Linked DNA regions of Homo sapiens: region 2 is linked to region 1. A link is a contact called in ENCODE Hi-C data. All regions are on one chromosome and are shown on one strand. The core of a region is the stretch at or near the end of the contact, and the rest is flanking DNA. Distances in the headings are between cores, read along the strand shown. Region 1 has its middle 160 kb from the start of GDF10. Region 2 has its middle 120 kb from the start of GDF10.

Evidence for each region. Hi-C counts contacts between places; a loop is a spot of excess contacts on that map.
Region 2: a loop to region 1 is called in a map of CD14-positive monocyte, with 1.8 times the contacts of the local background. The contact joins two enhancer-like sites. A Hi-C loop is called at or near these places in 2 of 168 maps with a recorded cell type or tissue (CD14-positive monocyte and astrocyte of the cerebellum).

What each region holds. Positions count from the first base shown.
Region 1 is chr10:47,132,899-47,139,749 of GRCh38, reverse strand. No RefSeq gene overlaps it. Among named protein-coding and RNA genes, the nearest start is that of GDF10, 160 kb to the left of the region's middle. RefSeq lists an enhancer at 1,380-2,579. Within about 2 kb of position 2,234, at least 3 of the 41 ENCODE cell types and tissues checked have a DNase peak (open chromatin) inside an H3K27ac peak, as active enhancers do.
Region 2 is chr10:47,178,219-47,185,162 of GRCh38, reverse strand. No RefSeq gene overlaps it. Among named protein-coding and RNA genes, the nearest start is that of GDF10, 120 kb to the left of the region's middle. Within about 2 kb of position 1,607, at least 3 of the 41 ENCODE cell types and tissues checked have a DNase peak (open chromatin) inside an H3K27ac peak, as active enhancers do.

The DNA of each region.
Region 1 (6,851 bases), core at 985-3,484:
CCTGGCTAATTTTTGTATTTTTAGTAGAGACGGGGTTTCGCCATGTTGGACAGGCTGGTCTCGAACTCCTGGCCTCATGATCCGCCCGCCTCGGCCTCCCAAAGTGCTGTGATTATAGATGTGAGCCACTGCGCCTAGCCCGCGGCTTCATTCTTGAAGTCAGCGAGATCACGAACCTACTGGCAGGAACCAACTCCGGACACACCTGGGTCACAGAGACTCCTTTTACCGAGGGCCTGAGGCGGGCTGTCACTTACCCGCAGCTACACACGCTAGATCCCAGGCCTCATTTCCTCCTGCTGGGCCTGTTCAGCTGTAAACGCCATCCCAGTGTCTGGCGTCTGCATCTGACCATACCTCTTCCTGGTCTTTATTGCCTTTTTCTCTTTCATTGAAGTCAAGGGCACAGAAAAGTGCTTGACGTGCCCTGCAGAGGCCCTGGGTGCCCTCTGACCACAAACATCATGACCCAGAAATTCTGCTAACTCAGAAACACAGTTGCAGACTTTCTCCTGAGCTTAGGTAATAATTGCACTTGTATTTTCTCTTTCTTTCTCTCTCTCTTTTTATTTATTTAGTTATTTATTTGTTGGGTCAGGAATAGCAATATGTCAACCCAATTTTTTTTTAAATCCCTGAGTTTTTATTATAAGCTACAGCAGTGTGGGGTGGGAGAGGCTGTTGTGTTACTCAAACTTGCATTACAGAATAAACCTTCCTATGAAACATGGTAGGCTGTTTTTGGAACTCAAGCAGCTCATGAGAGAGTTGCTTTAGGAGCTGTGTTGTTTGTTTTGATGGCCTCCTTGGAAGGGCACTTCAGTGGGGCTTGGGTCCTGGACGCAAGAGGCTGTGAGCAGGCAGCTTGGGATCACTGAGTCCCAGCCCCCCTCTGTCTCCAGGAGAGAAGTGCCCTGATCAGGGGCATGAGGAGACAGTCACTGAGCAATTGTGCTTGAACTAGCTGGACAAACATGGAAGGAAGGGAGTCATATATATACAACATACCCCCATTGTGCCTGGTCTCTTCTAAGTACCTTTATCATCATCCTCACGGCTCTGATTTTCTTCATCTAATTAAAGCACAAAGGTATCATTTACTTGTGAAAGGCACCTACTTAGCAGATTGAAGAACTTGAATTCAAACCTAGATTTTTCCAAAAAAAAAAAACTATGCCCTCATAAAGAGAGAGCCACTGGTTGGTGGGGGCGGGTGGGGGTGGTGGAGCGAAGAAGCTAAGTAAAACATTTTTTTTCTGGATACGTGAGGGAACAAACCAAGTGTGGTCATGGGGCTGGGGGAGGTGTCAGCTTCGGACATCCTTAGCTCCTCTTCCAGAAGGGCCAAGGCTGGGGATTTTGGGGAGAGACACAGGAGAGGTGATGGGGAAGGAAGGAGAATCAGGGCTACTACCCTGCTGTCCCCTGGAACCCGGGTGGCCTGGCGGGGCCAAGAGGAGAAGTGGTCACCTGCCTGTTCTCGCACCTGATTCCCTGGTCATGGGGCAGATTCCAGGAGAAGCCCCGTATTAGTGGATGCTGACTTCACGGCTTCCCAGATCCCAGATCCCCAGCCTTCCATGAAGATCTTACCTCAAGAGACTGTGCGGTTCTCTGAAGAAGTCAGAGGAATTAGTTTCTTGGCCTTTCATCTCACATCTTGGAGAATCTCTAAGCCCACTTGAAATCACAGGTAATGGGGAAGGGCAGAGCACTTGGCATCTGCAAGAGCTCCCAGGAGGCGCTTGAAGTGACACTCTCCGTGGCTCCATGGGCTCCTGTGCTTGCTCCCAGGTGTCCCAAGGAAATCAGAGAGGAGCTAGTTCCTTTTTGAGGTTGAGGTCCAGGCTGTCAGACACACCCAGGTCTTGGAAATTTTTAAGCAAATCCTGTAGACCTGACTGCAACTATCCCCACAGAAATTGCGCAGGGACAGACATTTGCTCTCATAAATGCCGCTGTCAGCCCGAATGAAGCTCCCAGCAGTGCCTGACCTAAGATCAGTGTCTGTAGCAATACTAAACATCCATGAGTCAACCCTTAAGCCTTCAGTCTCCTCTGAATCATTCTCTTCTGGGCCCCCCAAAATGTCTGAGATTCCTTGGGACTGTCTGTCTTGAAAGAGGTCTTTGTTCCAAGATATGAGAATCAATAAAATAATAGGACTAAGGAGTGGGAGGATGCTTATCAAGTGTAAATAGTGTGCATACGTGGCCAGGAACCCTACAGCTAAGGAGTCAGGCTGGACCAAGGGTGAGGTGGGGTCTGCTGGCATTCTGCTCATGTTGCCCAGAGTTTTGGAGGTTAGTTAGCTTTTGTGGGAATATAGAATCTAAGGAATTAGTCTCACTGACTTTTTATTGTAATGAAAGGGCCTGAATTGGGGGCTGAATCACTTCCCTGGGAAGATAAGCGAAGCCACTGGAAAGAACCTCAGGTCTCGGACGGGAGCAGTGAAGAAACAGACAAAAAGAGAGTCAACTTCTAGTCCTCTCTTTACCCCTGCCAGAGCCCTGAACCATGGGACCAGGGGGTGAGGGTCCTGGAATGTTCAGTGACTCCAGAAGCCAGTTAACCACAGAGAATCATGCGAAAAACTTCAGCCACCTAATGTAGCTCCACTCTGTGTCCGCCTTGAGTGCAAGGGGCTTGGGGAACGGGGCTGCTAAGTGAAGCAGTGTCACTTCCAGGCCTTGGCAATCTCATTGCAGCTGGAGTCCATGGAAGCTGCAGTGCTGAGGCCAGCAGACAGCCTGCCAAGCCTGAGATGCCTGATGGGCAATAACAAGAAAGGGGAGCTCCAGCCTGGCTTGGTGTTGAGTCTCTGGGAAGAAAACCAAACAAATCCAGGGTGGGTTAGCTTTCTCCTGTGGTTGTACTCTCTCTCCTGCAGTCAGGAGAAAGGAAAGAAAGAAAAAGAGAGAAAGAGAGAAATAGACAAGGAAAGAAAGAGAAAAAGAAGGAAGGGAAGGAAGGAAGGAGAACAATGAAAGAAAGAGAGAGATAAAGAAAGAGAAAGGAAAGAAAAGAGGCAGGAACTAGGAGGCCTTGACACTTGTGACTGAGCCCTGCAGAAGGGTCAGTGATGAGGACCTCAGAAAGTAAAGACCTCACCTGGACCCTGAAGCTCACTTCCAGGTGTTCTGCTGTGAAGCCAGGACTGGACACCAGAGCATCCACTATGGCAAGGGCTCTACTCTCCAGGCCACCTGAAGGTATCAGGGGTTTCTGACCTGGAGACGAGCAAACACAGTGGGAGGTGCTGCTGCCTGGTGATATCTGAGGTGCTGATGTGGAGGGAGGACAGGCTTCTTCCTTATGACACCCAGAGCTCAAGTTGGGGCCCACAGGGACCATTCAAAAGGAACTCAAGTTCAGTGTAATCTGAGTGCATCAACTGGGATTTACCAAGAGAAGCAGACCCAGTAAGAGATAGATGATTTGTTGTTGGGCATTGAGCTAACGTCGTCCTGGGGGTGGTTTTGTTAAGTGGTCTCTGCAAGGTTATGGTCCCCACAGCTGATGCTGGAGATTGAAGTCTATGAAGTAGGCCATCAGGAAGGGAAGAGCGTGAGCAAGTTGGAACCCGCAAGCAGGAGGGATGGCGGAGACCATGCCCATGCTTGTTGCCTCTGACCATGGTGACAAGGGTGTCCTGCAGAAGCAGGGACTCTCCCTCACAGGGTTAAACACATGCACCTGGGCCAGGAGGCAGAGAAGGTGGCCTGGCTGTGGCTTCATGCCACTGGGGTGAATCGCCAGACCAGCAACAATAGGTGTGTGCTGCTATTTCCCCATCGACTTTCCAATCTCCCAAGACTTTTCTGTGTGGCTGACTCTAACCATAAACAGCTGATGGTGAGCACCAGGAAACGTAGTCCTGGCCAGCCAACCTGATATCAGAAGACCAGCACAGCAAGGAAGGCCTGTCTCACATTCAGAGCTGCCCTGAGTGGGATGGGCTGTTCTGGGGGAAGGCTGTCCCCTCAGTAGCTCCACGCAAGCAGCAGCTGCACAGCTACCCAGTGGGGATGCTGTGCTTTGGCTATGCAACCATGGTGGGAGGGGGCCTTTCCTTCATCTGGCCTGGAACTCACCGTAAATGTCACTCCTTTGGGGTGGCCCACTGTGAAATGAAATTGCCCTCATAAATGCTGCCCTGAAGAGGTCTCTGGGTGTGGGACTGAGAAGAGGCTCTAGGAATGGACAGTCAGGGAGAGCAGAGGGTCTCTGCCAGCCCTCACCATAAGCATGGGCCTGGTAGAGTGGATCATGCAGCCCAGGTCCTAGCCCCGATGTGTGGGTATAGCAGCAGCTCTGGGCACCCAGGATGGCAGCCTGAGTGCAGGCCTTAGAATCCAGGCTCGACTCACCACCCCAGTGGGTAGGTCAGCTGGCTCCATCCTCTCCCCTCCCCAGGACCAGCTGACCATAACTCAGCAGGTTGGGTGCTGGCCAGTCCCGGAGCCTCACTCCTAGGTGGGAAGTACTGAGAAGTCCATAGCTGTTGGAAAAAAGGCCTCAAAAAACCCACAGCAGGAACCCCAGAAAGGGGCTCTACTAGTGAGGACATCAAGGAAACTGTGGAAATTACTTACGCATTTCTCAAAAATTCAAATATGGCACTAGGCCACCTCTATGCACAATAAAAAGATGGTCAGCCAAACTGGCCCTCACCTGGTTCTGCTACTTCCCCACTTCTGCTGCTTCCCCATTGCAGGAAGATGGCAGCTCTATAAACCTCAGTTTCTCCATCTGCCAATCAGGAAAAAAGGCTAATGGTCAGTGCCCCTTACAGTACTGACTACATAATATGCTATGCACAGCCTAGTGCAAAATCAAAATGTGGGCCCTCTGCTCAAAAGTTAAGAATTTCAAAACCACAATAACAGCATGTTACACCAAGCACAGGGCTCTTCTAAGCATAGAGCACAGTAGGGCTGCACAAGGAACGCCATGTGTGAGGCAGGCCCTGCCAACACACTCTCTGGTGCCTCTACCGTGTTTCAAAAGCTTGTGTATGTATTTATCATGAGAATGGAGGTATATATCCTGCAGCTCATGCTGTACCTTAGACATGCCAGTATGGGTCGGGATATATTTAGTCTCTGGAAGAATTTTGATTCAAGATTCCTGGGTGACCAAGGACCCAAGTTGGAGGCACCCTAGTTGGGGCCTCGACTTATGAAACTAAAATCTTATTTAAATAAAATGTCCTTCAAATGCAAGCTATTATTACAAAAGATCCTTTTTAAAAACTGTGAACATAAGACCACAGAGTTGCTAAATGTCCACAGAATATGCATATCCTGAAAAGGGAACATTTGTGAACTCAATGGGGATCAGCAGACTCTGGCCAGTGGGGCCACGGGCATACTCCCCAGCCTCCACTTGGGGCTGTAAACCGAAAATAAAATTCAAAGACCCTCCCACTCCTGCAACTATCTGAATGTACTTCCTCCTTCGCCAAGGCACTCTAAAATGTAACTTTAAAGACTGGTTCAGGCCATGACTGGAAGTGGGGATTGTATATGCCTCATTTTAAACCTCCCCCAGCATTAACATCAACACAGGCCTTAAGCCTAATAAGAAACAGTTACTGTCTTCTCTCTAAAGCCTGCTACTTGGAGGCTTCATCTGCATAAAACCCACGTCTCCACAACCTCTTGGCGTAACCCAGACATTTCCTTCCTATTGATGATGACTCTTTCAACAAATTGCCAATCAGAATATGTTGAAATCTACATATGACCTGGAAACCCCTGCTTCGAGTTGTCCTGCCTTTCCAGATGGAACCAATGTAAATCTTACATGTATTGATTAATGTATTATTTCTCCCTAAAATGTATAAAAGCAAGCTGCACCCTACCACCTTGGGCACATGTCATCAAGACCGCCTAAGCCTGTGTCGTGGGCGCGTCCTTAACCTTGGCAACGTAAACTTTCTAAATGCACTGAGACCTGTCTCAGATATTTGGGGCTCACATGGCCTCCACTCTTGCCCTTGGCCTCATCTATGCCATGCCTTGCTCCAGTTCTACCAAATCGCAGGGGCTTCCCTGAAGACTGTGCATTGCCTCCTATCTCTGGGCCTATGCACATGCTGTTCCCCTGCCTGGAATGCCCTCGCCATTCGGAAACAGCACCCAAAACACCACTGTTTCCCTTCGCAATTCAACTCCCACATCTCCTTTGGGAAGCTTCCTGGATTTCCTGGGAATGGTTGTAAATAATAATAATAAATATATGACATTTATTCAGTATCGATTATGTTTTAGTCACTATTATAAGTAATTTACATGTATTAACTCATCTATACTTCACAGAAACCCTCAGATAAATATACTATATCCTATCATTTTATTTAATATTAATTCCCATTTTACTGCTGCTGACAAGACCCAAAGAAGTATAGCAGCTTAGCCAAGCTCACACTTCCAGGCAGTCTTGCTCCAGAATGTGTGTTCTTGCCTGCTCCACAATTCTGCCACTCTCAGCTAGTTGCTCTTTGTATCTCATATTTACCTCCTCCGTGCACATATCCCATTGGATTGTGACCATTTGCTTATCTGGCTTTTTTCTTGAGTGCAGGGACTTTGTTCTATTCACTATTGTCTTCCTGTACCTATCAGAATGACTGATACTAAAAGGTTTTCAACGAGTATTAACAAAACGGAAGAGCTTCCACCCAAATGCTGATGCATCGCTTTCCCACATCCAGGCCTCCTCCAAGCTGTGGCAGACTGCAGACCATCAGCTGGCCCATCGCGCTTGAGCAAGAGACAAGGCCAAGTCCCCAGCGTTCTCTGCTGGCCTCCTTCTAAACCAGACACCGGACACAGATTCTTGGA
Region 2 (6,944 bases), core at 358-2,857, 46 kb before region 1:
CATGGCCCCCGGTGAGACCTGCACACAAGCACTCAGATCCGGGGACCTGGGCCAGGCACTACTGGGCACCAGATGAGGTGCTGTCCACTCAGGAGACCGGGTCGTCCTCCCCACTATGAGCGTGAGAATGGCATGCAAGAGGGCAAGGGCCCGCAGCTGTTACTTCACCCAGGACACAGTCCAGGGCTGTAGCCCATGCTTTGCCCTGTGTGTTACAGTCCATAGCTTCTCTGGTGCCCAAGGTGGCCCTGTGCAACCCTATCTCAGGCAGCAAGATGTATTCTGGGCCCCAGGTCGTGTCCCTGGGGCACCTCGATGTGGCCCCCTCCAGGCAAAGTAACCCAGACACAGGGGGTTGGCTGGTGGTCAGAGAGGTGTTGGCCTCTGCAGCCATCTGACTCCAGCATAGCGAAGTGGTGACATCTGTCACCCCTCTGCAGCCTCTGGCCCTGGTTTTCCAGCTGCACCACTTGAGGATGCTGCAGAGCCATGAGGTCAAAGAAGTAATCCTTTCCCTCTGAAGTGAGGACCTGGAAAGTCCACATTTGCTGGAGAGCAGGGGAGGCCTCTGCAGGATGGTTACGCCACCTGTCACCAAACGGTCCAACCCAGCCCCAGTAGGGGTGTGGGCAGAGCAATTTGCTCCCTTTGAATATCTAGTTCTGTAGCCTGCAGTAGCTTAGGGAGTGGCCCAAGGGGGTTTCCCTAGTTAAGTCCTGCCGGTTCATCACCCAAGACTCAATATGCATCTGGCATTAGGCACAAGTGGTGAGCCCAAAGAGGCATAAAACAAGGCCAAGGCCTATAGGCAGACTTACCCACTGACTGGAGATAAAACATACTGAGGGATGATCCAGCTGCCTGGTGCCCATCCCTGGGAAGGGCAGGTGGCTCTCTCTGAGGGTGGTGGGCCACTGCACTGCCAGTGAGTTTAGAAGACATGGCACCTCAGGTGCTGGGAGCACTTTCTGTGTTCTTTCCTCTTCTTGTGGCTTGTCCTGCACCTGCACCTCCAAAGGCTTTATTTTCGTTGTATTTCATTGCTGGGCTCTGCTCTAGGGTGGGGCCTGTTTAAGAGGTGCCTGTTCCTTGGCACCAAAATTGTTCTGGGCCTGCTCATGTGGCATCCGCCTCATTGTGCACTCCCTGGGGACCGCTCTGCCTCCAATTTTGTCCCTCACCCTGACTCCTCTGTGTGAGGCCCTCTGCCCTCCAACCACAGAGGTGCTGCCCCAGTTTGCCCCTGGCTCCTTGGCTCCAGGGAGAGGCTGTGCTTTGCATGTTGAGTTGATTCCTTCAGCCTTACTGGAACGTCATGTACCCGTCCTGACAGGATTTCATGACTCAGAAATGTGAGGTCTTCTTTGGCTGCAGAGCCCTGTGTAATGAAAGAAGCCTGGGAAATATAACCTGTGATAGGCTAGGACTTCTCCAAACCTGGACAGTCCCTCAGCAAAACTACAAAGCCAATTGTGAAGTCCCGGCAGTTTGTGGTCGTGGCTGCTCTGTTTGCCACATACAGCCAGCCGTACCTTCAGAGCTGTAGGCAAATGGACGGAGGGACCGGTGCTGACTCTTGCAACTGGGTTTCATCACGGCAGTGTGCTCCAGATCTCTGGGCATCTGGAACGAATGTGTAAGGAGTGAGGACAGGGAACTGCAGCCTTTGTCAGCTCCCTCTGCCCAGGTGGTGGGTTGGGGAGGCCCAGCGGTGCCAGGTTCCGAGGATAACTTCTCTGCTGCTAGACTTTGATTATGTCAGAGTCTCCTGGCCAGACTCCCTATGTGAGAAATGGGGTGGGGATGTCATGGGACAAGTCCAGCCACCAAGCCCTCTAGGTCCAGGGTCTGCCCACATGGGGGACACCTGGAGGCCAGATGTGTGCCCACAGGGCACCTGGTGAGATGGGAGGGTGAAGAGAAACTCTTTCTTGTGTGAACTATGTCCTCTGAGTGCGGCGAACCCCCATCCAAGCCTCTTCAAATATTTACATGTCTACCTAGGCTTGGACAGCTGTTTGGCAAGGGAGGCAGTTGGTCAACCTCCATATGCTTTCTAACTTGAAATAGTGCAGATGAGCTGGTCCTTGTTAAATGAATTAGGCTCTTACTATTTGAGTCCAAAACCTGTCTGGCTCAAGATATCTGGTCCTTCACTCCCAGACACTTGAAGATCCATGCAGTGTTTCCCTACCCTCAGCCATCCAGTGCCAATGTCCAGCCATTTATAATTTACTTAATATTTTCTTTAAATTGATCCACTCATACTGCCTACATAAATAGAATTTAAAAGGAAACTTTATACCACAAGTATAAATAGGAAACTATTAATACTTGCCATAAGTAGAAGGGAACTATATTTTAAAATACAATGAAAATAAAGCAAGTTTATTAAATTCTAGCAGGACACTGTTTTGCCAAGTTTCTCAGATTGAAACTGTTCTCTCTTTGTTAAACAGTGAAATTATCATGTGTTAGAGCAGTGTTACAGACATGCCTTTGGGAATCTAAAGAGAACTAGAAAGAGAATCACATTCACATTACAAAAGTCAGTGTTATTTTATTCATTCAGTTACTAAATACCCAGCAAGTGGTTGAGTGGAGTGGATAGTTCTTAGGACTACAAAGGCAAAATTAAATATAATCCTGTTTCCTTGTAGAGCTCATGATCTAGCAGAGAAGACTGACAAGGAACAAGTAAATAAATTTTAAAAAATCAACTTCAGTTTGTGGGAAGAAAAGAAAGCAAAGTATGTGCATAGAGAGGAGTATATTTTGAGTAGGTGTGTGTTGCAATGTGGGGACTGCACCTAGAGTGACCTTCATACTGAGTTTGAGACTCCAAATGGATATTTGAATGGTGACCTGAACTGGGTCTATGTGGAAAGGCTGGGGCTGAAATGATAAATTTAGGGATAGCAGTAGCATAGATGGTGTTCGAAGCCACAGGCCCAAATGCCTAGGTGGCACACGTGCATGAAGGGTGGGATCTGAGGGCTGAGCCCTTGGTCCCCCACATTAACGAGTCAGGAAGGAGAGAAGGAGCCAGCCAGGGAGATGAAGACAGGCAGACCCCTGTGGTCTTCCGTGGTTCTGTGGAAACACAATGAGAGTGCTTGGAAAGGATGGAGCGATTGACTAAAAAACGTTGCTGAGGCATTGAGTCAGATGAGGACCCTTGGGTTTGACAAGATGGCAGCACTTTTGGTGGGACAGTAAGAGTGAACACCTCATTGGAGCGGGTTAAAGAGAGGACAGGGAGCGAGGAAGGGGAGACAGGGAGCACAGTCTTCTCTTGACTTTTTCAATAACAGTGCTGGTGTTGAAGAACTCATCTGCCTGCAGCAGCTCATGAGCCACTCGAAATCAAACTGTGGATCACATGGCCTGAAAATCCACCCTGGATACCCAACCCCTGAGACAGGTAACACCCCCAGGAGGGTGACTTCTAGGTTAGTTTTCCCCCAGGAAGGGTCTTTCCTCTCTGGGAGCTGGGGACCCGGGGGCCCGCACTCAACACAGACGTGTATAGCAGCAGGGCAGGCCCATGCCAGGGCCACACGGCCGCACACAACCCGGGCCCTTATCCCAGAGCACAGTGAGGCGCCGGGCTAGTCATGCTGCAGCATGGATATTTATTGATCTTGATTCACACGATCCAAGAAAAGCTTGGCCACAGAGCCTTTGGTTCAATCACAAGGATATGGGGGTTGGGCATGGGCGAAAGAGAAGGAAATGGAATTTAAAGGAATCTGTCTTTAAGAAAATAACTCTTTGTAAACCTGATTTATGGGAGCCTGTGCATGCAATAGTGAAATGCTCTGTAACTCCTTGGAGGTGGTGTGAATAGGGGTTCTGTTAGCCACTGGCGGGACCTCCAGAAGCAAAACATGCCAGGGGGATGGAAGAGCGGCCTTCCTGGAGTCAATCTCTAGCAGGGCCTGCGAGGAAGTGGGGCTTCCTCCTCCAGCCCTCGGACGGCAGCCTGGGAGACGGGAGAGCGCTAACATTGATGTGCATTTTTATTTTGAATGAACAGAGCAATTAAAGTGCACCAGGGCCAGATTTAAGTTTTCTCCTTGGGCTGTTTCGAAGCTGCCTTCAGTCTGACCTCATCTGCACCCACACATTTCCTTTTATAGATATATATATACAAAAGATATAAATACATATATAAAATATATAAATATATATAATATATAAATATATAAATATATATAACATATAAATATATAGAAAATATATAAATATATAAAATATAAATATATAAATATATATAATATATATGAATATGTACATATATACATATAAATATATAAAATATAAATATATAAATATATATAATATATATGAATATGTACATATATACATATAAATATATAATATATAAATATATAAATATATATAAAAATATATATAAATATAAAAATATACATAAATATAAATAAATATATACATATATACATATAAATATAAAAATATATAAAATATATATAAATATATATAAATATATAAATATATGTAAATATATGAATATATAAATATATGTAAAGATATAAATATATAACTATATATAAATATATAAATATATAACTATAAATATATAAATATAAATATATAAAAATGTATAAATATATATATCTATAAATATATAAATATATATAGCTATATATAAATATATAAAAATATATAAACATATAAATATATAAATATATAAAAATATATAAACATAAATATATAAATGAATAAGTAAATATACATAAATATATATAAATATATATAAATAAATAAATATATAAATATATAAATAAATATATATGAATATAAATAAATATATATAAATATATAATAATACATATAAGTATATATAAATATATAATAAATATATATAAATATATAATAATATATATAAATATATAATCATATATAAATATAAATAAATATATAAATATATATAAATATAAATAAATATATATAAATATAAATATATATAAATATATAAATATACATAAATATAAATATATAAATATATAAATATATATAAATATAAATATATAAATATATATAAATATAAATATATAAATATATATAAACATATATAAATATATGTATAAATATATACACAGACTTTTTTTTTTTTTGAGAAGGTGACTCACTTGGTTACCCAGGCTGGAGTTCAGTGGCACAATGGTAGTTCACTGCATCCTCAACCTCCTGGGCTCAAGTGATTCTCCCACCTCAGCCTCCCAAGTATCTGGGATTACAGGTGCATGCCACCATGCCCAGCTATTTTTTTTTAATTTTGTAGAGATGGGGGTGGGGTGTCACTATCTTGCCCAGGCTGGTCTAGAACTCTTGGCCTCAAGACATCCTCCTGCCTCTGCCTCCCAAAATGCTGGGATTATAGGCATGAGCCACCACACTGGCCAGCCAGAGAAATTAAGAAAGTCCTGCACTAGCCGTGAGAAACAAAGTCGGAATAGTTTGACTTATTTTGCAGGGGAAGAAAGAAACCAAAACAACTGCTGAGGGCCCAGCATGTTCCAGGTATCTGGTGTTTGCCTTCTTTCTTAATCTTCACCACCACTCTGTTTTATAGATAGGAAGCTAAGGGTGAACAAGGGAAAGGGCTTGCCCAAGACCACAGTGTGACAGAGAGGCATGCACCCTCTGATAAATGGCCTCTTCTGATGTTCTCTCAGCTGTCTGACTTCTGGGCAGCCAGCGGAGATTTCCATCCTTGACCACAACCTTTTCATAATTGCACAGAATGTAAAGTGATGGGCACTGTTGCCCAGAGGTTGCATCCTGGCTCCTCAGGGCTGTCTGCTCTGGTTAGCCTGCATGGTCAGTGTGGTTCCTTCTGGTAGTGTGATGGCATTGGTGCCCTCTCCCAACCCTCTTTCCCCATAACTCCACTCCCTATTTCTTCCCATAGGTGGGCTCTCGCTCCTGCACCTGCTTGGCTCATGTGAGCATTGGCCTTGTGACCCCTGCCTAGTGCTCTATCCACTCACACGTGGGTTTTCTCATGAAATCCTTGTCATAAGTCCCATTTATTCAGATAAAGCAGCTGAGGCCCGGAGAGGTTCAGCAACTTGCCTAAAGTCACAAAGCTGAGACTCAAACCTAGGTCTCAGGGTTTCAGACACCCAAGCCAACAATCTTTCCCTGATCTGCACATACCCACTGTGTGAGCTCTTAAAGCCCCACCTCGACTCCCTTTATCAGGACTAAGGCCTAATGGCCAAATTGGAAAAAGAGTCACCTACAATTGACTCAGCTAGCCAGCTCACAGGGCTGCAGAACTGTACTCATCTGCTAACAGCCCTATAACAATATCCTCTATGAAACACTTTGTGTGTTTTCTTGTACCTTTCCAATTACCAGAGGTTGATTTTGCTCTACCCATTTTACAGAGGAAGAAACTGAGGTGCATGGACTTGCCTAAGGTCACATTACCACTAAGTGGTAGATTCAGGATGCAAACCCAGACTTACCTGGCTCCCAAGTCCACCAGCTTTGTACCATATTTGGCAGCTGCCCTTTGGGCCCGTGGCTAGGGTACAAATGAGAGTGGTTCCCAGCACCTTGCATTTGCCTTGTTGAGGTACATGTTTCCCTCTTTACACAGACACTTTGTATCTGTTACAAAGCCAAGGAAAAGATCTGAACAGACCCTAAGCAGCACATTCCATACTCTTGCTGAAATGACCCCCTTGGAAGGGATGTGCAGCCTGCTTTGTCCTAGGGGTGGTCTCGCTTCCCCTCCCTCTTATCTTCCTAGTGCATGGCTCTCCAGAAAAACCATGTTGCCTTCCCTTCTTCCTCCAGGCTGGTAACACTAAGTTGGGAAGGGCTGAATTCAGATCCTCACTCATGTCCCTCTGCCCTGAACCTCAGCAGCTGTGGATAATATGTATTGACAGTTTGGAGGCTGATTC